Linked DNA regions of Mus musculus: region 1 is linked to region 2. Evidence: chromatin loops called from intact Hi-C (ENCODE). Cell type or tissue: left cerebral cortex. All regions are shown on one strand. Links, peaks and the distances in the headings refer to the core of each region. The heading gives the core; the rest is flanking DNA. Region 1 overlaps Runx1 (runt related transcription factor 1). Region 2 overlaps Runx1 (runt related transcription factor 1).

Region 1 (15,157 bases), core at 3,893-11,892, 69 kb before region 2:
AAAGCTAGGCACTTGTAATTCAGGTCACTGTGCCATTGCCAGTAGAGACTGAGTTGGAGGGTGGGGTGTGGTATCTCACATAAGCTGAGAGGACTGAACCTCAATATGAAGACAATGGGTTCCACTACATCCAAGGATACAGCCTAGCCGAGTGGGTAATTTAGAAATTTAGTCCACCAAAAGTGTATAGGTGACTGGAGGGGAGAGAGAGAGAGAGAGAGAGAGAGAGAGAGAGAGAGAGAGAGAGAGAGAGAGAGAGAGAGAGAGAGAACACTTGAGAATTGTGTCCTGCATGTCAAGCTGGCTTTGCCGCTGCCGCTTTCATTGTAGTTACACCAAGTCTCTGAATTCGAACCCATGGACTTACTTGTGTCTCCCTTCCTTTTGTTGCTAAGTCCTCTGAGTAGTTTTTTTTTAGCATTGGTTGTTATGATTTCTCTCCTCTTCCCATGCCCATCCCAATTGCTCCCACTCCAGGGCTAATTCTCTGACCTCTTGTCAGATTTCTTACGAATATACCCTGACAAGGGATTCCCACAGCTTTTCTACACCAGTCCTTCTAGCAGGCTTCTGCTAACCTTGCATCTCTACATACCCAGAACCCAGGGCCAGCTCTTCAGCTCTGTGCTGCAGGACTATGGAGCACCCTCCCTGTTCTGATTGCGGAGGGATGTGTCAGCTTTCTTGCTCAGGTTAGATTCCCTCTCATGGATTATCCTAATACTTCATCATGGTCTCCATGTCTCCCAGATGACCTTTGAACTATACTTGGTGTCTCAGCATTGGAATGATGGAGGGTGAGGTTGGTAAGAGGCCACCTTCCCCTGGCTTCAGGTTTCTATGTAGAACAACATTCCTCAGTATGCAATCCTTGGCCCCTTTCCACACCCCCATTTATCCTCAACCAGGAGAGATTCAATTACTCTGCCAGCAACTTAGGAAGCAGAAGCAAGAATATGAGGAAGAATCCTAAAATAGACTCTTAAGATTGTCCATTCTAAACAGAACAGTGAGGGAGAGGAACCCATATGAGCTGGTTGTAGAACAGTTAACAGACGGAGGGCTTTTTACAGTAGTTAAGGTTGCTATTCAGTTGGACTCCAGTCAGCAAGCAGAGTTGATCCTAGTTGCTACAATGTAGCCAAAGGAGACGGTTAAAAATGGTAAGTTTTTCTGCCTGGGGCTGGAATGAAGCCAGCTGTTGCTCGAGCTGAAGAAGACAGAAGTCGGTGTATAAGAGAGAGAGAGAGAGAGAGAGAGAGAGAGAGAGAGAGAGGTCCTAATTCTCTGACCCTCTCCCTGGCAGTCAGCCAGCAAGGAAGCAGGGCCTGTCTTTCTTGAGGTTTATGGAACTGCATTCCACCAGCTACCTGTGTGACCTTGGAGGAACATTGCCCCCTAAAGACTCAAGTTAAGAGCTTAGCTTGGCCAACCTCTTGATGGAGAATCCAGGGAGACTAGTGGGCGTGCTGACTGTGAGCTAATAACTGGGTGTTCGTTAAACTGAGGTGTTTAAACTTGTGGTCTGATAGCAGTGGAGAACTAGCACACTGACCTTCAGTTTTCCTGATAGGCTCAGGAGACACTGCTTGTGCTTGGGTGAGTATGGGCGCCAGCACTCGGAAGCCACATACCAAGCCACATTTTCCAAAAGTTCTGACTGTGGTAAGCTTGCTATTCTGATTCGCCATGCTTTGTCTAGCATACCGGTTGTTCTGGGCCACTAGGGAGCAGAAGTCTTTTTATTGAGTCCCCACAGAGACACTATATAATATCTTATTCCCTTCTGAGTCATTGCACCCCCCCATACCCTTGTGCATGCTGCGCACATGACTCCTGGATGTTTGCACACCTTGTCCATGAGGCTGTGTAACTCATATTTCATTTTTTTTGGCACCACTGTGTAAAACAAATGTGATGGGAAGCCTCAGGGCTTTTATTAAGCAGAGGCTCTGACTTAGCAGGTCTGGGGAGAGACCCAGGACTTCGTTTCCAACAAGCTTCCAATGATGTCATGGTGGCTGCTGGTCCAAGATGCACACCTATAGTTGACAAGGTCCCTGGAAGCTCTTGGGTCTCCAACCAAAACTGTGTCCAGCATAACCTTTTAGACAGATGACAGAAGGGCTTTTCATAGATAACATTATAAAATATGAATCCATAGCAAGTCATCACAGACAGGGCTCTTTAAACTGTCATCAATGGGCTGAATATTTGGTGTCTGTTTGGAAAGCCCTCTGTCAGAGACCTAATCCTCCGTGGGATGGTAAAGCTCATGGGGCCTTTGGAAGGAGACTAGATAAAGACCAGAGAATGGAGGTGGGACTAGTATCCTTATATGGCTTTCTCTTGCTGGGTGTGGTGGTGTACACCTTTAATCTCAGCACTGAGAAGGCAGAAGCCGAGGCCAACCTGGTCTACATGTCCTAGGTTTATCTAGGACTGCACAGTGAGACTCTTATCTCCAACAGGGTCAGATTCTCCACTTCCCTTTCTCCTCCCTCCCTCCCTCCCTTCTTCCCTCCCTCCCTCCCTCCCTCCCTCCCTCCCTCCCTCCCTCCATTTCCCCTCTCCTCTCTCCTCATTCCTTTAGACATTCTTTAGGGTCTCACATGTGGCCTCACAGTCACTGGATACATGCTCCAGAGGGAAACTAGAATATACACGTAAACAGCCTTTTCCCTCCCCATTTGGACTTCCAGAAGATGTGGCCAGGACACAGCCAATCACCTGGGGCACAGAGCCTGGCAGGCATGTGCAATCATGTGCATCATACTAGCCATATATAAAACAACTGGGAAGCACCTCTCCTTCTGCAGAAACAACGCAGCACATGCGATCTAGACTTTCCCAATACCCAGTGTTTTCTACTTTTGCAAGCAAGCAGATGGCATCCATGAAGTAATCCATTAGTTAATTAGGATTCATTCATTTATGTTCTGTGTGGGCATGCATGCTGCTTGCAGCTTGTGTGGAGGAGGTCAGAGAACAACTCCTGGGACTTGCTTCTGCTTCTTCCCTTCCACTGCATGGGGCCTGGGCTCACATTCAAGTCATCAGGCTTTGGCAGCAAGCACCTTTATTTGCCGAGCCATCTTGCCAGCCCAAAAGTAACTTCCATAATGGTTTATTTAACCATGATCCAAACCCATTGTCAATACAAAATTAGATATTTTCTATCTCTTTTTTAAAATCGTATTTTCAAAAGTCTATGCGTGTTCTGTGCCTACAGTATGTCTTGTTCTGGTTTGTCTGGCTGTTGGTGTTCAGTAGCTGCTTGGGACCAGTGACAACTGTATTAGTTGGAGCAAGACTGGAGTGGCTATTCAACAAGCAATCAAAGCTGACCAGCTTTGACACTTTTCTCCTGCAGCCCCAGGGGGCTGTTTCTTCCCTGCTGTAGGTGAGGCAGGTCTCTTCCCTGACTTAGGTTTTTTCCCTCTGAGCATACAGTTTATTGTTTGAGACACTCCTACACTGTAGCCCTGGCTAGCCCCGCCCTCGTGCCCCCGTGGCTCCTGGAGGTCGTTCTGCTCTTGCCTCCTGAGTGGTGAACTTCGAGTCGTTTTCACAGCATCACATGGTTGAGTGGCAGAACCCATGTGCAGGGCTCCAGCGACTGCTGCAGGAGGCTGGCTCCTATGCTCAGCATGCTCCTGCATCTTGCAGCCCAGGTGAGCCCTGAGCTAATCTCCTGCATTCTACACTGCCTCTTCACACCCACCAGCTGTGATGGCTCAGCCTGTGAGACAACTTTGGCTCCTTCACAGTCTGAAGCAACATCACAGAAAGGATTAAGCTCGTTCTCTATGAGATTTGTGGACTAATTGTTATTATTATTATTATTTTAAATAGCTTATACAATAGCTTATATGTATGAGTGTTTTGCCTACATGTATGCCTGTGCACCATATGCACGCAGTGCTCACAGAAGCCAGAGGAGGGCGCTGAATCCCCCAGGACTGGAATTATGAATGGTTGAGAGCTGCCATGAGTGTACTAGAAACCAAACCTGGCTCCTCTGCGAGAGCAGCCAGTGCTCTGACCACAGAGCTGTCTCTCCAGTGCCCATGGGCTGCACTGATAAACACCGGCTAGGACTGGATGTTCTGTTCCTCATAGGCCACAGGTTTTAAATTGCTGGTGCTCTCTCTCAAGTAGGAATTCCTACAGTGTGTTTATCTGGAAATACAGCATAAAGGGGTTTTTCAAACTGCCTCTTTGTTAGCCAAACCAGCCGCCATCCATCCCTCTGCAACTCAGTACAGTAGTTTGGTAATGTGTGGTGAAAGCCTGGTTGTAGGAGAGTTAGGGGGACAGCAAGATAGGAGCGGGAGGGGGAGGGGACGGAGGAGAGAGGGGAGGGGAGAGGGTGGGGGGGGGAGGGAAAGGGGTAGGAGGAAGGAGACGGAAAAGGGGAGGGAAAGGGAAAAAGGAAGGGGAAGGGTATGGAAGGGGGTGGGGAAGGGGGAAGGGGAAAAGGAAGGAGGAGGGGAAGGGGGAAGGGGAAAAGGAAGGAGGAAGGGGGATAGGGAGGGGGAGGGAGAAGGAGAGGGAAGTATCATGACAGGAGGATTTTAATTTAATTCTTATTTTATGTGTATGTGGGTACGTCTGTGTGGGGGCATGCACACACATCTGGAATGCAGCACCTCCAGATGTTAGAAGAGGTTACCAGGTCCCCTGGAACTGGAGTCACAGGTGGTGGTGAGCTGCCGGACATGGGTGCTGGGATGAGTGCGTTCAGTCCCTGGCAGGAGCAGCCAACAGCACTAATCACTGGGCCATCTCTCCCATCTGAAGTAGCCTCGAAAGCCATATCTATCATGTTTGCTTGTGGGACTAGAGACTTGCCATACTCCACAGACTTTAACTTCATGTCTATGAAACAAAAAACCGTAGCTGAAGAAGTCAGCCATGGTGGTAGTGAGAATTCTCACGTCTAATTCCTATGCGTTTCCACTTAAAATGCCATAAAATCACTGAAGTCTGTACAGACCCGGTTACATACTTTCATATCGGATCAGGAACGTATACTTAAGGTTCAGGAAATGGTCGCACTTCGGTGGATCACACATCCTGCCCCAAAGCTAGTGAACATTTCTGAGGTCAGTTCTTCTAAAACTCAACCCGTCCGTCTCTCTATCAAGCAATGGTTAAGTCAGAATTAAGCTTTAAAAATAAAATAAAATAAAATAAAATAAAATAAAATAAAATAAAATAAAATAAAATAAAGATTGTTTCAGGTTTGCCTAGAACCGTGCTGCCCTCTGAATCTCCCTTGTAAAACACAAAGCAGAATTTTATTTACTACCTTCCCCTGAGAGCACACAGCAGGAATTCTCTGGAGCTTAGCTTCTTGGAGGGGAAGGGAGTGAGTCAGGGAGAGAGGCATTTCTGAGAGCAGATATTATCTAGTGTTCAGCTTACAGTCACAGGCAGAGTGAAAGCCATCCTCAGAAGTGGGTTCAAAGTGATTAAAAATGGTCAAGACCAAAAATAACACTTGAAGAATTTTGCACTCTTTTTCTTTTTCTTTCAGGGTGGTAGGCTTTAAAGAAAAATAGCCACAGCCAAGCAACAGATGTTTGCCCACACATAACCACAAATGACCTCAAACTGAATTCAAGCTCACTTCTAGTGTGATCATTGGCCAAGCAGACACAGACATTTTACTGCTGGCCCATGGTTCCCACTTTCTCCTAATATTTCTCTAATCACTTTAACAATTTAAATGCCCATGAAGATGTCTGTTCTGAGGGTAACTTTTCACATGAAGATGTCTGCTCTGAGGCACAGGAAGATGTCTGCTCTGAGGGTAGCTTTTCACATGCACAGTCGGTTAACATGGCCCTTTCGAGTAAGTTGCAAGAGAGATTTGAAGCAAGAGTGTCGTAAAAATGTGGACTTTTAAGTTTTTAGTTGTAATCTTTTAGATCTACGTAGCTCTGTAATCAAGTCAAGCCCTTGATTTAAGAACATCCCATATGTCAGGGGAAAATATTGTGGATGACGTCAGCATGTTCTGGTTGTGTGCTGGGAAGGGTCTCATGACGTCAGCGTGTTCTGGTTGTGTGCTGGGAAGGGTCTCAGGCAGCTCACACAGGACAAGCACTTACTTTGCAGCTAGGGACAAATTTGGAGTCCTGATCTTCTTGCCTCTGGTTCCCAAGTCAGAAAATGTATAGTGTGTAAAAGGGTAACAGTCTTGTTTAGCCAAGCCCCTCTTTGAACAGAAGCCACCCAAGTCCCCTCAGAAGCCAAGAAAAGGACCTTTCTAGCACAGGCTGAGATATGGAAGAGAACTGGCTTCCCTATTAGCTGAATGACAGTTGACACAGACAGGAGGTGAGAGGGCAGGGGGATGGGGTGGGGGATAGAATAGAGGGTGGGGGAGGGGGTGGGAGGGGCGCATGGGGGGCAGATTCCTCCCCTCACTACCCCAGCCCACAGGAGGATTCTGCTTTCTTCCTTTTGCCTCAGGCATATCCAGGATGGCAATTTTCATCCCTTGGTTGAAGTGATACACCCCTTTCTTCCGTCTTGCCCAAACAGCAGAAAAGGAGTAGTCTCCAGGTTAAACCCAAACTTCCATAATTCATATTTTTTTCTGACCAGATGCCCACTGGTCTGGTTGACCACACCCTCCCTAAAGTTTGTCTGTAGCAAAGACTGAGGCTCAAAGATAAGGAAACAAAACAGCACCCATGCTCCTCAGGATGTTACCCACCTCCATTGTCTTTACGTAGAAGTGTTCACAGCTGGGCAGCACCCCCCACTCAGGGAATGCCAACGCAGGGGAGCTCTGGCCACACAGGGAGACACCATCTTACTCCACCACCACCACCACCACCACTAACAGCAAAGGGGTTTTTCAGATGCAAGCTAGGACATTGTACAACAACAGCAACAAAGAGCACATGGACTCCCCATGGTATAGAGAATGCAGGAGGAGACCAGGGGCCCTTTTCCTGGTTTTCACCTTCTGTAGTAGCGGATCAAGGGGAACCAAGAGCATTGGAAGATGTCTAGAAAGTGCTGGGTCACCTGAACCTCATCAAGGAAATTTTTCCCCCCTGCAGAAGTTAAAAATAAAACTTCTATAACAAAAACATCCTCTTCTTATTGATTTTTAAGATTTTTGGAACATTGAGGTCCTAAGTACCTGCAACTTAAGTGACTTTGCTGCAGCAGCTCAAGAGCAAAGCCCCTCGCTTCACTCCAGGGATGTTTGTTGTGTTATGAATAAATAAATAAGTAAATAAGAAATGGTCTTCTGCACCCTCCTAAAACCTCAAGTCCCTCCTGCATGGATGCTTAGATACTCAAACGTAACCATGGTTCTTGTCTGTGTTTTTGAAGATTAATACATAAGTACGCACAGCATTGCCTTAGGAGGCCAAAGAAGTAATTTATCTTTCCTGTCACAAAGAGCCCAGTGAGCAGGGCAGCAGGCTCTATTGCCCCTGGATCGCTAATGCTGGGGTGTGATAGGTTGGGGTTCATGAAGAAAAAGATGGGACCTCTGATCTTAACCTTGGGGGAGCCATCGAGTGCCTCGTGTATATAAAGACAGAAAAGTCATGGGATCTCAGAAATAAAAGCCTTGTTTATGTCGATGGGGTTTTGTCAGCCAAGCCAATCTGCACGACCAGACACCAGTGGTCTGCAGAATCTTCGGAGCTATTCTGAGCGTCACAGCCATGACTAAGGCGTCTTGTCGCACTATCTTATTTAATCTAAAGTCAATAAGTTAGGACCATCCTCCTAGGCCAAAAGAGGTGAAAGGACTTGCCTAAAGCCAGAGAAGAGCAATGCTCATCTCTCATGTGTACACGAGTGTTTTCATGTGTGTGTGCATATGTGTGTGTGTAAGCCAAAGATAGCCCCAGAACTCACTCCCTTGATGCTTTCCTTATTGCTATCAAGCCAGTGTTTCTGACTGGCCTGGAACTCACAGTGAGCCCCAAGATCTTCATGTTCCCACCTCCCCAGACCAAAACGCTCTCCTGTGTCTCATGGCCCTGGGGCTGAACTCAGGCTCTCTGTGAATGGAGCAGATGATCTTCCAATTGTGGGCATTTTGACCGTTTTTGTTTTTGTTTTTGTTTTTTGTTTTTTGTTTTTTTTTTCGAGACAGGGTTTCTCTGTATATCCCTGGCTGTCCTGGAACTCACTCTGTAGACCAAGCTGGCCTCGAACTCAGAAATCCTCCTGCCTCTGCCTCCCAAGTGCTGGGATTAAAGGTGTGTGCCACCACCGCCCGGGGCATTTTGAAAACAACATTGTTCGCCTCCCTAATTCCAGAAGTTTCTTAGAGATGCCTTTTTGGAAGGACTGCTTGGCTTGCTGGGGACATCCTCCCACCAGGCACAGCGGGCAGATGGATGTGCCAACAGACCTGTTCTAGCTGTACGTCTAAGGAAATGAGCTGTTTTAACAACACAGAACCCAGCGAGCTGGATAGGTAGTTCAATGACTTTTCCAGAATGGTACTTAAGGAGCAGAGCCCATCTCCACTTGGGTTGGAGCCCATGGCCTTATGGTTTAAATATAAAACGCATTATAGCTCTTTATTTAGAGAGCCATATGCCATTTTTAGGGAGCAGCCTCGGTTCTCTCTCTGACTTCGGTGGTGGACAGTGCAGATAGGTGTCTCAGCGCTGTCATTAGTATCCATTATTTATTAGGTTTTGATGGTGGATTAGAAACCAGCTGGGAGGGTTATGCGCCCCTTCAGTGAAAACCTCCTCACTAAGGTCAGGACTTCCAAGTGTAACCTTTGGAGGCTCAGGAGAGGGCAAGGGATCCAGCATAGTTCAGGCCTCCAAAGTTCAGGGTCAGGGAGAAGAGGGAGACTTCAAAATTTAAAAACAGCCTCAGGTTTTCTGCCACAGGGCAGACTCCATTGGTAAAGAAGAAGCGAAGGATAGACAAAACACCAGGCAATGGTCTAATGCCACCCAGGGAGCAACGCTTGCTTTCCCAAAGATCAAACCATGGCAAAGGCCTTCTGGCTGCTGGCTACAAAGACGTCTGAAACCTTCTGACCCAGAGGGAAGTCCGTCTGAGAACACAGTCTGTCACATGAGTTCCATGGCTAAGTGTGGTCACACTGCGTGTGACTGCAGACTCCCTTCCTTCTCTGTGTCCCTCTTTCCTCCATTGCCAAGTCTGAAACCATGCTGCTCTCAACACAGTACAAAGAAGACCAGACTGAGTTGGAACTGCTGGAGCAGCTTGAGATGCAGGAGTACCCTGAGATGCAGGAGCACTCTGAGATGCTGGAGCACTCTGAGATGCAGGAGCACTCTGAGATGCTGGAGCACTCTGAGATGCAGGAGCACTCTGAGATGCAGGAATACTCTGAGATGCAGGAGTACCCTGAGATGCAGGAGCACTCTGAGATGCTGGAGCACTCTGAGATGCTGGAGCACTCTGAGATGCTGGAGCACTCTGAGATGCTGGAGCACTCTGAGATGCTGGAGCACTCTGAGATGCAGGAATACTCTGAGATGCAGGAGTACCCTGAGATGCAGGAGCACTCTGAGATGCTGGAGCACTCTGAGATGCTGGAGCACTCTGAGATGCTGGAGCACTCTGAGATGCAGGAGCACTCTGAGATGCAGGAGCACTCTGAGATGCTGGAGCACTCTGAGATGCTGGAGCACTCTGAGATGCTGGAGCACTCTGAGATGCTGGAGCATTCTGAGATGCAGGAATACTCTGAGATGCTGGAGTTCCCTGAGATACTGGAGTACTCTGAGATGTAGGAGCACTCTGAGATGCTGGAGAACTCTGAGATGCTGGAGAACTCTGAGATGCTGGAGCACTCCGAGATGCTGGAGCTGGTCACTCACAAAAGGACAATTCTGAAGTAAGTGAGAGAACAGGGTTGCTCCAGTGGCTACCTTTCTGTGGTAGATGCTGCTAAGCATTTTCCTCCAGACAGACACGTACTATAATTTGTGTACTTTTCAGAGAGCAAGTGGGCTCCTAGAAACAAGCTGACTTCTCTCAGCTTGCCCATCTCGCAGGCCTGGGACCCTCCCTCTGAGAAGGCTGTCTCACCCTCCGCTCTAGCCCTGTGCCTCTTCCATTGGCCATTTTGTAACTTCCCTAAAATCAGGAGGGTCTTGTGAAATTTTCTCTAGAAGAAATTTAGAAATTACTCCTGGAAAGCTCCAGTGGGTCTCTTCTCTTTCAAAGTCCTTTCCCGAGAGCAATCCACAAGTTTAAATCCAGTTCCCAAAAGTCCCAGGAACCGACAACCTGATCTCTGGAAAAACACAAATGAAGATTTCTCTGGAATTCTCAAGCTATGGTACAGTGAGATGGAAAGGGGCTGGCATTAACAGTCTCTCAGGATCTAACTGAGTTTTTTTTTTTCCTTGATTTTTTTATTTCTTGATTTTTTTTTCTTATTTCTTGACTTTAATAGTTAAAAGCAAAAAAGGAAGACTTACTCAACGAGGCCACGTTGGACTGAGGAACAAAGAGGCCATCTTCCTGGACAAAATGTCCAACTTCAGGGACATTTATTTTTTAAGTAGCAGGGTGGAAGGGGGGATTTTTTTTCTTTAATGACCTAAGCTGAAACAAAGGCGACAACAACAACAACAACAACAACAACAACGACACCCGAAATATCTTTGTCTTTCCTCAGGAGAAGTGTCTTAGGACAGAGTGGCTGCTACAGCGGAGGTGTTGCTCAATGTTGTGTTACAACACTATTCCAACTGTCGCTGGGGCGGGGATGGCAGTCTTGCATCAACCCCCTGCAAGGTGTTTCCTGGGCTTTGCAGACAGCAGTGGGGGAGGTGCTGCTCCTCTTGTGAAGGCAGATAATGCCTCCCGCTCCCTCAGCTATCTTCTGGGGCTCGCCCTGGAGATAACAGCTTCACTGCCTGAGGGAGCCCCACGCTCCCAATTTGTAGATCTATATTGATGAAGCTTTTTGTGTTTATCAGACACAGTTTTATCATTCCTCTCCAAATGCCCCCAGTCACACTCAGCCTTTGAACTTTGGCGAATTTATCAAATGGGAGCAATGATTGAGGAGATGTAAAGGCTTATCTGGAATTCTAAAGAAAGAGGAACCGAGCCACGGATCTCTCTGCTAGAGCAGGTCTTTTGGGTGTGTGTGTTTGTGTGCATGGGCTTGTGTTTGTGCGTGCTTGTGTGTGTACGTGTACACACATGAGCACAGGCATGTGTGTTTGCACATGCACACGGGCACATGAAAACAGAGGAAGATGTTTCTTATCTGGGGCAGTAGATTGCTCTATGTAGACATCTTATGCATTTTGTTTTCCTGGACACCTTGCCTTGGATCTTTCTCAAGGCCCCAGAGCAGGTGGTTGAGCTCAGCCTGACTCGCAGTGTGCACAGAATGACAGGCCCTGCATAAGACCCACTTTGACCTCATTTAGATCAGGACTCTCTGAAACCAAGTATCAGCCCTTGAATGGGATTCATGCTGGCTTGTGTTACTTGTATCTTCTTAACAGGCAAACAGCACGAGGCTTTTGAAAGGTTCCAGACACCTTTAGAATCTTGTTCCTTCGTTTTTTTTGTCTTGTTCCTTCTTTTTTTGTCTACTTTTCTCCCCCTCTCTCTCATCTCTCTTTGTCTCTGTTTCTTTCTGTCTCTCCGTCTCTCTCTCATTCTTTTATCAAATTCTACTCTGCAAATCAATATAGAAAGGCGGGGAGGTGGGGACAGATGAAGAGGATGAGGCCCCTCCCTATGCTGGCACAGAGGCCCCTGCGATGCTCCCAATATCAGAGAGAGGTATGGGAGGAAGGAGGAGAGAGAAGGGGAAAAGAGGGGAAGGAAGGAGATGAGAGGGAGGGGGAAGGAGAGGGAGGGGAGGGAAGAAGAAGAAAGGGAAAGCTCTAGTTACAGACCTGGAGGGAATTTCAGAAGGGAGTCCCTGCCCCAGAGTCCCCGTTCTTCCTTGGGTTTGTCCTCCAATCTCTTGTCCTCCAATCTCTCAGCAGGCTGTCCTTCTGAGAGGTACGATTACTCACCATTGGCAGCTATGGAAAAGGCAGCCTGATAATGAGACTGAGATGAGGCCTTTCATCAAATGATCTCTGCCATTATGTCCCCCCCCCCCCGCTTTCCTCTTCTCCTTATTCCCCCTCCTCCTCATCACACACACACACACACACACACACACACACAGAGGCACACACACATGCACAGAGGATGAGAGAGAGAGAAAGAAGAGAGGGGAGAGGTGGAGGGGGAGGAGGAGAAGAGGGAGAGGGAGAGGGAGGAGGAGGGGGAGGGGGAGAGGGAGGATGAGGGGGAGGAGGAGGAGGAGGGGGAGGGGGAGGGGAAGAGGGAGGGGGAGGGGGAGGGGAAGAGGGAGAGGCTGTTGCAACACTGTACAGTCTGGGCACTGCCTGTTGGGTGGCCACTGTCCTCAATCCCTGGCCAGACCTGTCCAGGGTGTCTTGCCACCACACTACACCCTGGCTGACTGCTATGGTTCACACTGATGTTTAAAGTAGAGACAGCATGATTTTTCAGTACAAGGTCTGTCGCAAGGGCACAAGAAGTCTTTAATAAAAACTCTTTGGGGACAGTAGGGACTGTCAGTAAGGGATCAGGTAGATTATGTCTAGATCCAAGCTTATGAGCTCCCGTGGTGGAGCGGGGCCTGTGTATACTGAGTGGCTAACGTTGTTGTTTACAATAACACCCACATGCAGTTGCTGGACGGTGTAAGAAGCAGGGGTATTAACAAGAGTCCCTGCAGTGTCTATCGCTGGAGAATGTAGACTAGACCTCTGACAGTTCTAGGAATCCTGCATCCATGAGACATAGAGAAGGAGCCATGCTGTACCTGGCAAGACTGGACCTGTGTGTGGAGAGAGGAATGGCCTGCCACTGGCTCAGTGTTGGGGGCTCTGGTTGGGAGGAAGGAGGTACAGCTCTTCCCAGCAGCTCCATGGGACTACTGTCTCCATTATCTCATTCTGGAGCGGCTGCCTGATCACCCGACAGCTTCTGCTCCAGCCTCCCTGCAGTCAAAGAGTCAGAGTAAAGGAAATCGGACCCGGTCTCTCCTCCAGACAGAGTGTTCCGGGGCTCAGAGAATCCCAGGCCCTGTGGGAAGTTAGCCCAGCCACTGCATGGCCTAAATACCACTGCTCAGCTTACCGCGCCACGTTGCTTATTCTGCCCCCAGATACTGAAATCTCCTCCTTCCTTGGAACCTTTTAGCATCTCTCCCTGAGCCAGGGACACATCCCTCAACCTCCCAGTTGTTATCTAGGGAAGTAAGAGCTGAAGCAATCTCCCTTCTTATGCCTGGTATCAAGTCGTTCACTGGACTCTTTCCTACCATCTCGTTATGAGTCCTTGTCTGATGCAGACCTCAGACTGAAGGGATGGCTATCTCTAGGTGTTTAGTCGTTAAAGGAAACCAAATCAAAAACCAAACCTAGTCTCTGTCTGTCTCGATGCTAACTCCACTCTCAGTGTAGGACAACAGACCCACACGGGACTCTCCCTGTGTCCCGTCTCCCTCGGGACCTCCAGGGCTTTGGAGGTTAGGAGGTCAGCAATCTGAGGAACTCCTGAGACCACATTGGTGTTTTGGGCACAGTGGTAACCACAAGTGGCCAGTGGTAGCCTCCTCATCACACCCCTGCCCTGCGTATAGGAACTCATGGGCTTTCTCTTTGGTAAACATTTCTGGCAAAACAAAAAGCGCAGGCACAGAGTGAGGATGGCATCTCACTACTGCGCTCTGCTTGTCTCTGGGGCTCGCGGAGAGAGTTCGGTAGAGATGGCTTCTCTGTATTTGAGGAAGCTGTGTTATAAGCAAGAACCCTGGCTGTCCTGGAACTCACTTCGTAGACCAGGCTAGCCTTGAACTCCGAAATCCACCTGCCTCTGCTTCCCAAGTGCTGGGATTAAAGGTGTGCGCTATCACTGCCTGGCTTTGAAGCAAGTCTTGAAACTCCAGGTCAAACTTCTTTCTGTACATATAGAACATGCGTGTAGTGACTGGAGCAAAGCTAAGTAGTCCACGTTGATACAAACCAGGTTGTGAGGGCGGTACTTCCTTTCTACCATCGGGGTTTCATCCCGGGTCCTCTCTATCACTGGCTCTGACAGAGTAAAACTCACTTCCCACAGGGCTCTGTAATCATGTAAGAGTGACCACGGAGCTCACTGCAACACTGGGAAGGCTCTGGACACTGTCCACTGAGATGTCACCCTCCTGACCAATCCTGGGACCTGGGTGGGCTTGTCCTTGAACCACATGGTCACTGATGCTTCATGCTCACACCACAGCAGTGAGTCTTACCAGGACACTTCACTGAGTAGAGTACTGCCCTGAAAAGGAACAGACCTGCAGGGCTCTGAGGCAGGCTACTCAATCACAAAGGAAAGAAAGCATTGTTGGGGGAGCAGATTGCCTGGTGATGAGCTGGGATCCTTGCAATCCAAGATGGGAGAAGCCTAGCTGGGGACAACGCTGAGCAGAGCTGACCCCATCCCTGCTTCCATCAGACACTTGATTCCTAAGGCCTGTCACCTCTCTGTTACTACTACTGCTATTATTATTGTTATTATTATTATTACTCTGTTTGTCATTTGACTTTATACTATTTTCCATGGGGACCCATGAGAGCATGGGCATTTTTTAGTACCCTCTAACATCAGCTTTCAATTGGGGGGCAGGCATGGGGACCCTTTACATTGCATTCTTTAATAATTCAAGTGGCAGCATTGTAGGGCTTCTCTTAACTGCTTCTTAAAAGTAATTAATTGATTTTCTGACATATCAGTTAACAATGTATTACTCTGACACAAAGTTGTGTTTCAGCTCTTGTTTGGAACAGAGTGCTGTATGGATTCAATTCGGCTCAGAATTTAGCTCGGGAGAAACTAAAAATATGCCTCTATAAAAAGAAACCCCCTTTACATGGAGTGTTGTCTAAAAATCTAACCCATATGTTCTTTCCGGGGCTCTCAATGGGGTGACGTATGGGCTCAAATTTTTGTGGCTGTTCAGGCTTGGAACATTCAAGAAGCATGGAATAACCCACTGTTACCCAATATACTCTGTGGTCTAGAGGGGGAAAAATCACCCAGGCTGTGCAGAGGACAACGGGAGGCTCCCCATCTAAAC
Region 2 (15,157 bases), core at 2,309-10,308:
GGTAGTCACAGGAGGAGAGGCACTGCTTCATCCTCTGGTCCTTCTGCTTGGTTCCCTTCGTCAGATGGATGAACGCACAGCTGGTGCCCTAACTCCAAGTTTCTACATCTTTTCTCTTCTAGCAAAAAATTTACCTTCATCAATTTCTTATTCCCTGTTCCATGATGAAATATTGTCGGGCCTAGTCTTATGCAGGTAGCACATTTGCCGCTAACTCATAGTGCATGATCTATACCTTTTCCCACATGACATAAACAGTGTCTTCTGCTACATACTAGACACAGCTTTCTAGGAATGGACCATTAAATACAACCTCCTTCTATCACATGCTCACCCAAGCAAAGAAGGTGCCTGTTACAGGAGGATAGCTCTTACTGGATTCCTCAGGTCAGTCAGGATTTAATTATAAAGTCAGAAGATGTGTGTGTGTGTGTGTGTGTGTGTGTGTGTGTGTGAGTGTGTGTGTGTGTGTGTGTGTGTGTGTGTGTGTGTGTTGCTTGCCTGTGCATGTGTATCATGTGGAGAGGGTGAACAGGTATTATCAACCCTTAGAATTGCACAGTCAGCCATATAGCTTATCCGTGGGAGAGACCCCACTGCCTTGGTTCCAACTGTGATGTCTGGATAGGAAAGATGGTTGAGATAAACCAACCTTTCAGAGGAAGGGATAGGAGAAGGGAGACAATTAAGATGGAGACCTGAAGGAACAGCAGAGGCAGAAAGGAGGTGTTTGCAGACCAGAGCAATGCCTAGCTGGTAGAGAAAATCCAGGAGAGGGAAGGAAAGGAAGGAGAGGAGGCGTGTGGAGCACACCAGTTTGCAGCACCCATTCTGAGTGCAAGTTTGAGCACCCATTGATCATTCAAGAAGGTAAAGAAGTCTGAGGGGAGATGGATGGAGTTAGTTAATAGGAACGATCCATAGAAAGGCCCCTCGCCTTTTCACAGCCCAGCCACCATGGCTCACAGCAGATTCATGGAGCAGGGAGCTGTGGTTGGGTTGATGGGGAAAGTTTTGTCCTGTGGCCAAGGCCAGGGTCTAGGAGCATCATGGCTGAACAAAGAGGATCATAGGTGTCGTCATGGAGACCGGCAGTGAGCCTGCAAGGATGGCGAATGCAGTCATCAGGAATGAGGAAGAAGGCAGGAGTGTGTGTGTGTGTGTGTGTGTGTGTGTGTGTGTGTGTGTGTGTGTGTAGAGGAACATTCCAGAACATGATCTCGTGGAGATAGTACTGCATCTGCTCTGAAAGCAGTTAGCCTGTGATGAAGGAAGACATTCCGAGGACAGCCACTCCCTCACCCACCCACCCCTATCCTGCCCTGGTTTTAAATGTTGGAAGGAGGCAGGAGGGTCTCAGTGTCCTATGGGGCTCCTGAGTTCATCCTCAGTGGGGTGGTTGTCCTTCCTCACGGGGGGGGGGGGGGAGGGGGGTCATCTCGCTCCCGTGTTATAGGATTGCAGTCATTTTGCCCTATCTAGCATTTCATTCTACAGCATGGCCTCAGGTGTGATATGTTCTACAAGTGTCCGTTGGTCTCTGTTAGGGAAGTCTTTGGATCCATCCCTTAAGCTCTTAGAACCTAGTCCTCTCCTCCAGGTGCACCGGGTTAACTCCCACCGCTCTCTCCTTCAAGTCCCATCATGCCTCTTGTCACTTATCAAAGGCAGGCACAGCCTCATCAAGAAAGGGGAAAGATCAAGATTTGGCACCAAGTATCACCACGTAGCCTGTAAGAGGTTCCAAAATCGAGACTGGCAACTGTTAGTGCCAAAAGACGGATTCAGGAGAGCCCATGGGTGATGCAGCAAGAGAGTTGCGGCTCTTGTCATCTCTCCAGTAAAGAGAGTTGGGGTCCTTGCTTGTCATCTCCCCAATAGTCAGGTCTTCCCAGGGCTCTTGGCTTAAGACTCCTTTTAGAATAAGCTCTCTATGGATGTGGTGACCCTGGCAGCAGTCGCAGGGAATTGGGTTGATGCTAAAGTCAGTGACCAATATCTTTTTCAAAAAGGAGATCCACAGGAGTTCAAGGGAAGGCATACCATGAAGACAGAAGCAAGGACCACAAGCATGCAGGCAGCTAGAATCTAAATGAGATGCACCAGTGGCTGTCTGGACCCCCAGACCTGGGAAGCAGCAGGGGGAGTTGTTCTCTACTGGAGAAGAATGGCAGTCTATGATACCTTGACCTGGAGCTTCCACACCCAAGAACTGTGAGGGAACAAATTTCTGTTATTTTCACACACCCTATTGTGGTGATCTGTTACAGCCATGGAGGACCTGGCCACCCAGTTTTTCCCTACCTAGCCAGTAAGCCCCACCCAGTGGACCACACTGTCCTTGAAGCCAGTCCCAGTGCAACTAGCATGATTTAAAGGCCTGGGAAGCCTCACCCACGAGGCTTCATGCCCAGGTAAGTGTGTTTCCCGGGCCCACCCTCGTCATTACTGACTTCCATCTGTGTTCCTTTGAACTTCAATCAATGGCTGAACCCAGAAGGCTGTTTTGACTGCTGGCTTCTAAACTCCCCACTGTGTGGTTTTTTGGGTCAGACAGTCAGGCTTACTTCTGTGAATCATCACCCAAAGATTCAATTAGCTCTGGCTTCATCCACCTTGTGGCCGGGCCTTCGGGGACAGACAGAGCGAGAAGAGAATCATTTGGGCAATGGCTGAGGAAAGCCAGGCATGCCAGGGGCTCAAGGTGCTGACACAGGCAGGGAGCAGGGAGATTAGTGTTGGGACAGCAGGGAAGAATGAAGTCACTGGGGCTCAGGGTCTGGCACAGGGACAGCTGCTGATTCCTGACAGTAATTCAGGGCGAGAGAAAGTGAAGAGGCTTTGCTGTGTGACAGAGGGGAGACAGAGGCCAGAGTCAACCGGAGGTGAGACACGTGTTAGCAACATAGTGCTTTCACCAAGACAGAGACCGAATTCCAGGCCCAAGTCTGTTGGGATAGAAATGGCTGGAACACTTCCTTTGAAGTCTGACATCATTAACAAAAATTCACATAAAACCAAAAAGGAAGAAGAAAGGGAGGGAGGGGGAGAAGGAGGACAGGAGGGAGACTGAGTTTATCTTAACAAAGGCAGTAACAAAGAATGAACAGAGAGCTGCTTAAGATTTTCGGCATAGAAGGGAATTCCGTTAAACCCATCACAAAGAAAAGGTCAAACAAACAAGTAACAAATGAACAAGGTTTCTTGGCGGGGCCTGGAAGGTGCTGTGCTGTGGATGGGCTTGGTCCATGAGGCAGAGCCCCAAGGAGCACCACTAGATTCAGGGGTGGCCCTGAAGTCACAGACCAGGGTTTGGATTCCGTTGAGATGGGATGAGATGATTTTTGCTGGCCCCTTCTTCTGCTCTGGCAGGAGTTTCCCAGTGTGCTCCAGGAACTACTGGTCATGACTTGACTGGAATTCTCTAAGGAGGAGCAGTGGAGCACAGGCAAGCAAAGGAGATCCCTGACTGAGGCTGGACTCCTGCTGGTCCAGGTCCACTCTGCTGAGCACTGTGATATCACCTACTGCTTTTAGAGTCTTCCTGAACCTGTCTTTGGGACTTCTCCTTTCCTCCCCAGCTACTAAACTCCTTCTGCCTAGGCCCCTGGGTCCTACTGATGAGTGACCACCTGCACCAAGAGACTGTGACCTGTTGTTTGTGATTTCTACAGAGGACAAATTTCCTACTTCTCCCTGGGCTGTAGAGCTAAGAAATGGAGATTCAACACCCTGTGATTTGCTTTGGACAGATTTCTCCCACACCTGCCATGCCATCTCATGCCTTTGACACTCTGCATGTGACAGTCCCTTGAATATGCAGTTGGGTGTGTCAAGGGATGCTTCATTCTCATCTAGTAGCTGACCACAGGCAGGACACCTTCAAGACCCTGTGAAAAGAGCTGGAGCACCTGTCTTCCCTAGCTCAAAGAGGATAATATCAATAGATTTTATTCAGAACAGCGAGAAGAACCAGTTTGGCGCACTCAGAGCCCCTGCGGTGACCTTCATTGTTCTACATCCCATTTGGGATAACCTCTTAGTTCATACTAAGGTGTGAGAGACTGATAGTTTCACTAATTCTGGTATAGGTGGCAGCTCCAGCAAATCAGGGCAAAAGCCAAGAACCCAGGTGATGGTCTAGTGCTGGGCAGTTCATCTCAATTTCTGGCATCTCAATTTCTCAAACAAAACAACAACAACAACAACAACAACAACAACAACAACAAAGAACACATGAGTCCCATAGGAGTCCCTGGAGTCTGCTGTGGTTCTAGACACGAAGGATAGGTTAGGCAGAAAGCCTGATTGCAGGACACACCCCATGTAGGTAACATACTACAGAGGGCCACGTGCCAGTCAACAGATATGTTACAATTTCAGATAGTAACAGGGCAATAAAATAAGTCCACTTTCCAAAAGATGAGAAAAAATTAAACAAGACAGAGCTCACACGTTGAGTGACCTAGGCCACGTGATGGTCACATGCTCAGGCATGCCCTCTTGGAAGTCTTGGTTCACACTTCAGTCAGTGGTCAGAATGTCCAGCTGGGGTCACAGGGCAGGCCAACTTGTGGCCAGAGGGGCCTTTACAAGTTTGGTTTCTCCACCTCAAGTCCAGCAATAAAACGGATGACGCTGCAGGCAGCCTGCTTTGACCTTGGCAGGAGGGAACACAGTCTCCTGGTGCCCAGCTTCTATGGGAGTTGGCAGCCAGGTCCAGTGTTCCCCGAAAGGACCATGTTTTCTTTTCCCTGCCTGGAAGAGCTTTGGGGCCTGAGGGAAGTGTCGGGTTGGTGGGAGAGGTGCTCGTTGCTTCCTTGCCTGTGTGCGATTCTAAGGTGCATCTTTGGGGAGGAGACATGTGGGCTTGACAAGCCTCCAGAGGAACCCGAACCCAGGCGAACTTCCCAAATTGAACCTTGGTGTCTTGGTGGTTGTGACTCAGAGACACGGTAGTATTAAATGCATGCAAAGGGACTTAGGGGCAAGGAAAGATGATGGAGACACAGGCCATATTAAAGACAGATAATAAAAGTCGTGGTTTCGAAAGAATAATTTTGGGGTGATTGGGAAGTCTAAAGGCAAACAAAGCTGCCCTGAGGGTTACCTGTCCCTCAGTGACTTTTCATTGGAGTTGCCTTCTCAGAGTTATCTGAGAGAGGACAGGAGCCCAGGGGAGATGGCCTTCTGTGCTAGCTTCAGGGTCTCTCTCTCTCTCTCTCTCTCTCTCTCTCTCTCTCTCTCTCTCTCTCTCTCTCTGTCTTTCTGTCTGTCTGTCTTTCCTTCCCTCCTTCTCTCTCTTTCAACTGAAGTAAAGGCCCAGGGATAAATAAAGTTTATGCCCAAATTTCTTCCTTGTCAGCCCCTGGGATTCTGGGATTTTTGTTTTCCTGAATATTTTTTGTTTGTTTGTTTGTTTTTGTTTTTTATTAGGTATTTATTTCATTTACATTTCCAATGCTATCCCAAAAGTCCCCCTGCCCACTCCCCCACCCACCCACTTCCACTTCTTGGCCCTGGCATTCCCCTATACTGAGGCAGATAAAGTTTGCAAGACCAATGGGCATCTCTTTCCATTGATGGCGGACTAGGCCATCTTCTGATACATATGCAGCTAGAGACACGGGCTCTGGGGGGGGGGGTACTGGGTAGTTCATATTGTTGTTCCACCTATAGGGTTGCAGATCCCTTTAGCTCCTTGGGTACTTTCTCTAGCTCCTCCATTGGGGGCCCTGTGATCCATCCAATAGCTGACTGTGAGCATCCACTTCTGTGTTTGCTAGGCCCCAGCATAGTCTCACAAGAGACAGCTCTATCTGGGTCCTTTCAGCAAAATCTTGCTAGTGTATTCCTAGGCAAATGGATGGACCTGGAGGGCATCATCCTGAGTGAGGTAACCCAATCACAAAAGAATTCACACAATATGTACTCACTGATAAGTGGATATTAGCCCAGAAACTTAGAATACCCAAGATATAAGATACAATTTGCTAAACACATGAAACTCAAGAAGAACGAAGACCAAAGTGTGGACACTTTGCCCCTTCTTAGAATTGGGAACAAAACACCTATGGAAGGAGTTACAGAGACACAGTTTGGAGCTGAGACGAAAGGATGGACCATCTAGAGACTGCCATATCCTGAATATTTCTAAACAATGATTTTTTTTTCCCCTATGCTTTGGAGCCAGGCAAGTGATTTGGGGGAAAGCCATAGCTTCTGGAGTGGTTAGCCACAGACTGCTCCCCATAGCTCTGTTAGTACACAAACAGGGCTACTTCCTCGGAAGGGGGGAGATAGCAGAGTTCATGATCACAGGGATGTAAGAGACCCCAGGGATCCAATGAGGCAGGGAACTCATTTTGACAGCTGTGGGGCTGATCCAGGGTTCCAGAACATTTAAGGAAGGGAGCTGCTTTCCTTACAGTGGCAATTCAACGTTTAAAACCAGAATAAAATGATTGAAGGAATGTTATAAGCTTGCCAAAAAGGGTAAAGCATTTACGTAGATTGTCACATCCCTTATAGAAATGAGTGATTTTTTTTCTACTAATAAAGACTTGGATGCGGTTGCTTTCGCACCAGGAACTGCCTCTGACACCCTGTGCATGCCGAGCGAGTGTTCTACCACTACACTCTGCACATCCTTCTCACAGCCTCATTAGCCGATAGCTGCAAGCCACCTCAGCCACCTCAGGAAAACTGGAATAATTTCCAGCCTGGATATGGCTGGCCACCTCTGCTCTCGTCCACCCTGAGCTCTCAGCCAGTTCTGGGGCCCTGACTGCTCTCCTGCCTGGGATGGTGACTTGTCCCCAGCCTTGCCCATGAACAGGTTGCAGGAAGCACAGGACACAAGAGTCAGCTCTGGGCTGGTACCAGGTGGCCTGGGGACTGGAAAGGAAGTTTGACCTCATGTGGTTCACAGCAGGTTCTGGGAGAGCTGTGTGAGGATGGGTGAGGAGTGGGGAGTGGCTGGCTCCCGAGCATGGCTGGGGACCGCAACTTCCCAGGGACCCACACACACTGGGCTCCACCCTTCCCAGCAGACTTGTAGCTCATCCAGCTGTGACCACAAAGGGTGGAACCGAATGGCCTGGGAACCAACTTCGTATTGGTTTTGGTAAATTCAAATGATAGACTGAGTAACGCATTGGCATCTTCAGATGAAGTTATATTACAGAGCTGGGAATAGAGTTCTGTGGTAAAAGGCTTGCCCGGCACCCATGAGGTCCTGGGTTCAATTCCAACACTACTCAGACACAGACAGACAGACAGAGAGACAGATAGACAGAGACAGATATGCCTGTATTACTCTTACACAGTAAATACATTTGCAAGAGTGCATGTGTGTGTGTGTGTGTGTGCGCGCACACACACACACACACACACACACACACACACCAGTAGTAATCACAGCTCTCTTTGAGGAAGTGAGCCTGTCTCACTGAAAGACTGGTACTAGTTACTTTCTTGGCTATAATTTGAGATTTAAATGTTGTAATTTTCTTGTTCCCTGCTATCATTCTGTTTATAGGACAGGCCGTTGGGAGCTAATGGTTTTTTTTCCCCTCCACTCTGTTCTTTCTGTGCCCTCTGTCCGTCTCTTGGAATGTACACGATGGGGCAAAAGGACCCATATCCTGTGCCTCCCCTCCCCCTGCCGCCCTGAAGATACCATACCCTCAGCCAGGCAGCGTTCTCTTGCAGAAGTTTGAACACAGGGAATTGTGTTAGAGAAACATATCTGTTTGATGCTTTTGTGTCCTGTCCACAGGGATGTAAGATCATGCAATGTCAGGCCAGGAGGAGTGGACCTATTAATGTGTGCTTGTTGCTGGGCAGGAATTGTCCCAGGTAGTGCCATCTTTGAGCTCCTCCCAGTGTCAGGTTCCCTTGAAGCAGGTCTGATCTCTGAGTCAGTCCCTCAGCCTAGCTGTGGGGCTCAGACAGGAGTCAGTGTCCAGGGGGGAGAGGCAGGGATCCGGTGGAGGGAACAGACAGAGACGCCTGTGTTGGGATGCAGAAGAGGCAATGGGAAAAAAGGAAGGCTACCTCTGCGGGGACCTGGGGTGTGTCTTCATCTTGTCCAGGGTTTAAGACCGCAGACGTCCCTATTGCAGTGCCTGCAGCAGCACATGTCTGGCCCTTGGTGACTCTTTCTCAAGCACTGTGGACATGTTTATGAAGTAGACCACGAGCTCCCGGGGTCCCATGGGGAAGGTGAAGAGGAGGGCAGGATCTTTGGCCTAAAAACAGACTTCCCGGCACAGTGTTGACACTTCTCAAATAACAGCTAGCTCAAAAAGAAAACCCCAAAACCAGAAAACCAAGCTCTTCCCCTCTCTGCGCTGTCTGAATGGACTCCACCTCACTGTAGAGTGTTCCTTGACACAGTCTGAGGGGGTGGGGTGGGGTATTGAAAAATCTGGGCACAGAAACTGTGACCAACAAATGATGCAGGAACCCTGGTGTTTTTGGCTTGGCTCCCTAAGCTTATCACTTTTCCTTACGCAGGGAAGCCAGGAGGTTAAAAAGAAGACCCAGGGCTGCAGGGACAGATCTCTCAGGCAGTAAAGAGCTTGCTGCAGAAGCAAGAGGATTGAATTAAACCCATGCAAAACAGCTTGGATTGCAAATAATTACTTGGTAATCTCGGGCCTGGGGTGGGGACCAGGGAGCAGAGACAGATGGATCCCTGAGATTTGCCTGCGGCCAAACGGAGGAGCTCCAGGCTGGTGAGAACTCTGTCTCAAAAGACAAAGTGGACAGCCACTGAGCAACCTCCTCCAGCCCTCACCTCTGGCACCCCCTGTGCATGTGGGCCTGTAGGAACATGCACACGTGCACGCACATGCATGCAGTACAAAAGTTGAAAAGACATATGTGCACACACAAGCACACAAATAACCTGCCTAATTATTTAAAACAAAACCAAACCAAAATGCATGTATGTAAGAGATCAGGTCTTAAGCAACAGGATATAGATACAGATACCATCATATTTTTTTTTCAAAATATAGAAATATTGCCACATTTTCCATGAGGTTAACTTTTGAGGCGAAAGGGTAATTTTGAACCTATGGTTTCTTTAAAAAAAAATCTCTTAGCCAAAGCAGAAACAGTTTCTTGGGAGAGGAAAATGACTGAGTTGTCATATCCATAGCGGGGTGGGGGACATTGTCCAGGTTCTCCCATTGCTTCCTAATGTCACAGGCTGAGCCTTGGTTACACATTCATAACACCATATAAATGTGAACAAAATCTTGCAAGGAAGAGCCAAATGGCCGATGATAGACGCGCACTGGCACCAAGGTCATCCACCTCAGCCTGAGAGGCCATATTTAAATTTAAGCTGGGAGTCAGTTCTTCCCTTCACAATCTCAAAAATGTCGTCTTCTCGCCTCCGTGAGATGGGGGAGTGAAGGCTTTGAGTGGGCCTCTTCCTGCAGTGTGTCTGGCCTTGGGTTCTTAGAGTCAGCTAACATCAAAGGAAGCAGAAGAAATGGTGTGAGGACCACAGATAACTGGGGCAAGGGGATTGCTAAAATTAGGGGTGAGGTAGCCTGGGCTCTGGCAAGGACTGTGTGGACCTTCTCCAGAGGATAAACTCTTACTTACATTCTAACCTTCAAAGAGAAAGGCTTACTCCACAGGCCTGAGTGTCTTCCAGACTGCATAGATCTGTGGCCTCGGGTCCTTCCTAACAATTCTCCATGCTGATATTCAAATCCATTGCTTTGTGCTGCGGGGCCCTGTGTAATCCCGAAGTTGACAGACATGTCTCTTTCCTGCAGATGGTCTAAGATGGCTTCCATAATCAGACACATCCCACACGCTCCTCTCCCCCCCTCCCCCCATTCCTCCTGCTCAGGGTCCTTTACAGAGTCCTCTCTGCATTTGGGGTACATCTGGTGTGGGGGTTTTTGCAAGCTGGGGTAGCAAAGTCAGGGCCAGCCCCACCCCATGTGTGGGCTGAGGGAGTGGTCACCTGGGACCCTGTGCAGTGTCTCACTTTCTCCCTCTCTCTCTCACGATGCACGTGTTTCCCTAGCTACTGTATCTAAATGTCTACCCTTCAGGATTTATGCTTTGAGGATAGCTATCACATCTCGGCTGGGCCCATCAGGAAAGGGCTGAACTTTTTTTCTGTGAATATCTTGGCTTCCCTAATTTCCTTCCTCTTCAAAGAATTTACGGACACCAGAAAGTTTGAGAAAGGATGAAGAGAAGCCAATTTGACTCAAGTGGGGACCACAGAGATCAACCTTATTTCCCTAAGAAAGCCCTTGTGGGCCTCCTCAGAAAGCCGCCATGTCTAGAGAGCATGACAGGACAGTCGGAGATAAGAGGAGCTGTCCCTGTGGATCTTGGCTCCCTCCCACCTTTCCCCTGCCACACTCATCTTCCTCCTTTTGGGAGATCTTTTTTAGGCTTTGAGCACCAGATGCCTCAAATTTGGAGAGTGAGGGAGAGCCAGAGAGCCTCATCCACTTAGTCAGCTCTGGTTGTCTTCTGTCCTAAACAAACCACAAACTGCCTCACCCCAACACATACACGGTAAGCACAGCCCCAGAGTGGATGTCCCTGTCCCACCCTGGCCTATCCACCATAAGCACTGCCCCTAAGTGGATGTCCCAGAATAGAACCCCTTGCCTCAAAGAGGCCAGCCTCCAAAGCTCTCTTTCACTAAGCAGAGGGGTGCATGGTAAGTGGGTAAGTTACAGGTCAGCATAGGGGTCCCAGAATTCAGGCCTGAGGGCGAACAGGGCACAGCTGGGCAGAGAGGGCCTTTATCTCCTGCCAGTTGGACCCAGAGATGGTTTTGGAGGCTGGAGTGCTCTGTGTGTTCCTGGCAGATGTTTCCCAAGCTACTCTGGTGGCTGTGGCTCCGGGCCTGGCCCAGAATAACACATTGTTAGCATATGTTAACAGTCTGCCTTTTCTCCAAAGATCACATAATGCTTTCCACTTAGTGTCTGTCTCGCAAGTGTTACTATCTGTTTTATGGTCAACAAAACCGAGATACAGTGAGGTTGGGGAGCACCCACATCTGAGTGGGAATGGGTTGGGGGGTTTGACCCTGGAGACCTGTGCTTCCTGAGTCTCAGCTGTTATTCACCAAGTGCCCTCCTCGACGGTTCCTTCCAGAATGCTCTCTCTGACTGACTGATCTCAAGATCTGGTAGGAGTTAAAAGGAACACATATGTTCTGATCTCCTCAATCTCTCTCTCTCTCTCTCTCTCTCTCTCTCTCTCTCTCTCTCTCACACACACACACACACACACACACACACACACACACACACACACACACACACTGCAGTGTTTAGCATGTGGTGACAGATGAAAGAGGAGGGACTCTGTTTCGGTACAGGGTTTTGTGACCACACATGGTTTCTTTCCTTCGCCCCAGAGGAAGCACATGAAATCAAGACTGAGCTCGAGGGTTGCCCACCTCCCTCCCCTCCCTCCTCTCCCTCCCCTCCCTTCCCTCCCTTCCCTCCCTTCCCTCCTGTTCTTCCTCCATCTGAAGCCCTACTCTTTCTGTCCCCTGAACTTTCTTAGTAACTGGTCACTGATACCATTCCACAGAAAGAGGAACCACCAGGCTGAAGTGAAGTGGAAATTTCCAGAAGACTTCAGTGGCTCTGAACAAGGACAGCGCCATGCTGCTGGGGCAGGAGAGGCTTGCAGGGAGGCTGCTGATTTAGGGTGTGCTGACTCCCTCGTAGGCAGAGGGCTCCATAACTGTCACTCAAACGAAAGCAAGAGATTTCCTGGGTGGAGACACCTAAGAGGAGCTAGAAATGTAGAAAGCCAAGTCCTTAGGAAAATAACTACAGAGCAAAAGTTGCCAGGACTGAAGATTACAAAGCACAGCCTGGAAATTAAAGACCTAAATGAATGGAAAGACAAAACCACTGAGAGACTGTGCTCCATGCCATTGAGAGACTGTCCTCCATGCCATTGAGAGACTGTGCTCCATGCCATTGAGAGACTGTGCTCCATGACTTTGAGAGACTGTGCTCCATGCCATTGAGAGACTGTGCTCCATGCCATTGAGAGACTGTGCTCCATGACTTTGAGAGACTGTGCTCCATGACATTGAGAGACTGTGCTCCATGCCATCGAGAGACTGTGCTCCATGACATTGAGAGACTGTGATCCATGCTTTTGAGAGACTGTGATCCATGCCATTGAGAGGACAATCAAGCAATCTACAGATTGAATGTAGTACTTACTGAAATCCCAATGGAATCTCTCTTTCTCTCTCTCACTCTCTCCATGAGTGTGTGTGTGTGTGTGTGTGTGTGTGTATGTATATGTGTGCACACATATATGTGCAGATGTGTGTGGAGGTAGGAGGTGGGGAAACATACCTCAGATAGTGTTTGATAGTGCTCTGTTGTGGTTGTTTTTCTTTTTCCTAGACAGGGTCTCTCACGGCCTGGACCTTACTGAGTAGGTGAGGCTGGCTCACTTGATGTATTTCTCACCATTGAGGATCGCCATCTTTGGTCACTGCCACATTACCAGGACAGAACACATAATAAGCACATAGACAATCCTCAAGATAACAACTTACTAAATGCACACGGAGGAGATAAATATATCTGCACCTTGCCCTTTTGCAATAAAGCAAGCGAATACGAGGGGAATTTTGTAGTGCCCTGGGGAGCACAGCCGTGCTGGACGGTGAATTGTCACCACACACGTGAAGAAGCAGTGCTGATTTCTTTTGCTTCCTCCATCTGAGAAGCAAGTTTGTTCCTCTGGGCTGTCTCCAGATCCTCACATCCAAGGCTTGGCTCTCTGGATCACAATCCATGTGAAATCACTTCCCCATCTGAGAAAGTCATCAGGGGATCTTAATCCATCTTAATCATCAATGGCAAAGGGGCCCTGAGAGTGGAGATGCAGTTATGACTGTGTGGGATGCCAGCACTTGGCTTCATCTGGGTGAGAGCGAGTCTCCATAGCAAGGAGCCGACAGCTGGCGGGAACATTGCAGAGCTGTCTGCAAGTGACTGAGCTGGGTAGGCCGGAATGGGAGCCTCCCGCAGGGAGACACTTAGGACTTGTAGACGCGACTACGTCCAAACAAATGTTCAATTTCATGCTTAACTGATGATCTCCACTTTGATGACGAGTGACCAAGAGGAAAGCTGTCTGTTAAAAGGTGACTCACCCGCCTCTCGTTTTAAATCAATCTTGGGAACATGGTCCTGAATTACATCACTGACCTCCTGAAGACGGGAAGTCTCTGAGAGAAAATATCCCAGAACCACAGATTCTGTGTGAGGGTCGATACCTTGTGAGGGAGCCTCTTCGTTCCCAGGGATGGCTGTTACCGAAGGACAGGAGGACTGAGCTGTCCCTGAGACCAGCAAGAAGAATTTCCTACCCTGGTGATGAACAGGCTGACAGTGACAGTGACTGTCACTAAGTGCCTAACCTGAGCACGTGTGAAACATCTTCAAAGTAATAACAGAACTAAGGGGTGGCTTATGCTTTGCAAGCACAAGGACTTGAGTTCAAAAGATGCCCTGTCTCAGAAAACAAACAGGTATAGAAAGCCCCAGGACATGCCTTTTGTATGCACCCATAAGCTGTGGAGGTTCATGTCGTTGCATAAATCTGGAATCCTGGCATGTGGGAGGTTGAGTCATGAGGATTGTGGATCTGGGGGCAGCCTGGGCTACTTAATGTTCGGCCAGCCTAGGCAAGCTAGCAAGATTCTGTCTCAAAACAACAAACAGACAAAAAAAAAAAAAAAAACAGGCCAGCAAACTAAAAGAGTCTACATGAAGACTATAGATAGATGATAGGTAGATAGATAGATAGATAGATAGATAGATAGATAGGAACGTGAGACATAGGTTTCTCTGTAAGCACCTTGGCACAGCACTAGCAGTGAAGTCTTTAGTCTTATAGCACATTTCAAAAGCCCCAGAATGAAATCAGCTCCCATCTATGAGAATTTTAAGAGAAGGCAAGGCTGAATCTCAAAGTTCACGCTCACAAATTCCGTCTTCATCTCTTCATTCTTTGCTGATAGACTATCTCACTCTCCTGGGTGGATCAGCGATTTGGTGAACTAAACACACAACCCCTTCCCATCCCCCTACCCCTACTTCCAGCCCATCCTATGGCCTCTGTATGGGCAGATTTCCTTCTGTAATGAGACCATGGCTCTGCAGAGAGGAAACAGTGAATGTTCAAGGGCAGAATGGAGACAGGCTCCCACTTCTGGCATCTTGGGGAGGTGACTGTCCTAGGCTTCCGGTGGACATTCCACCCTGGAGGACACCAAACCTCCAAGAACACAGCAGCAGTGCCCTGGCTTTAAGTTCTTGCCATGTCACTGTCACTGTCACGGAGCAACGTTTCTCTGACTCTCTCCAAGGCCCCAAGGTCAGTTTCATTTTTTGTGCCTCAGTGTTTCATGACTAACTCAGCCACATCACTCCCCTTTCTGCATCACAAACCTCAAAGGTTGCTGCCCTACTGGGTAAAGAACAGAAAAGATCTACATGTTTCTTGAAGGATCTATGCTTTGTTGGGGTTGGATTTTGTTCTTAGCAAGCATTTTAATCCTAGTCGATGGAGTGATGGAGGAAAGGGAGAGATGGAGACAGAGTTAAGTATGTAGATGGATGAACGGACAGTGAATGAACAGATAGATGGGTAGGTGGGTGAGTAGATGGATAGATAGACAGGCAGACATAAACAGACAGATATATAGGTTTCATTTTTACCCCCACAGCCCATATGCTACCTAAAGACCTATAAACAACATTAGAATTCTATAAACCCATTTTATGTCCCAGGATAATCATGCTTTTACTTCTAGAGCACCATGTTTAACACAGCAGTCTTGGGTTAGATGGCTCATAACTCCTGAGCTTGCTGCCCTATTGGGTAGAGAACAGAATGACATCTACCTGTGATGTCATTATCCTAAAACATTGCATGTGAAGTATTTTGCAATACATATATTCTCCATCCATCTATTTTTAAGCCTAGGAATTACCTGTTTTTCAATTGTAATATATATGACTTAGAAGAGTCTCTGAGGTCCCATCCTTGTCACCATCTCTGTAAGGGACATCTGATCTCTCTCAGCTCCACTTCAGCTCTTATGAGAACC

What was found. Peaks named below come from ENCODE experiments on the same cell type or tissue, not always from the same donor. Only the 100,000 strongest peaks of a DNase experiment are listed, where the experiment ranks them.
Region 1: a loop joins it to region 2, with 2.0 times the contacts of the local background. A loop is called at or near these places in 1 of 42 quality-filtered maps.

The regions. Positions count from the first base shown.
Region 1 is chr16:92,704,903-92,720,059 of GRCm38, forward strand. All of the region lies in intron 2 of Runx1 (runt related transcription factor 1), which reads right to left. Among named protein-coding and RNA genes, the nearest start is that of Gm30281, 50 kb to the right of the region's middle. In left cerebral cortex, for the core only: a CTCF peak has its summit at 3,915 (motif pointing right); DNase peaks (open chromatin) are centred at 8,377 and 10,772.
Region 2 is chr16:92,775,585-92,790,741 of GRCm38, forward strand. All of the region lies in intron 2 of Runx1 (runt related transcription factor 1), which reads right to left. Among named protein-coding and RNA genes, the nearest start is that of Gm30281, 21 kb to the left of the region's middle. In left cerebral cortex, for the core only: no CTCF peak of the experiment used is centred there; no DNase peak of the experiment used is centred there.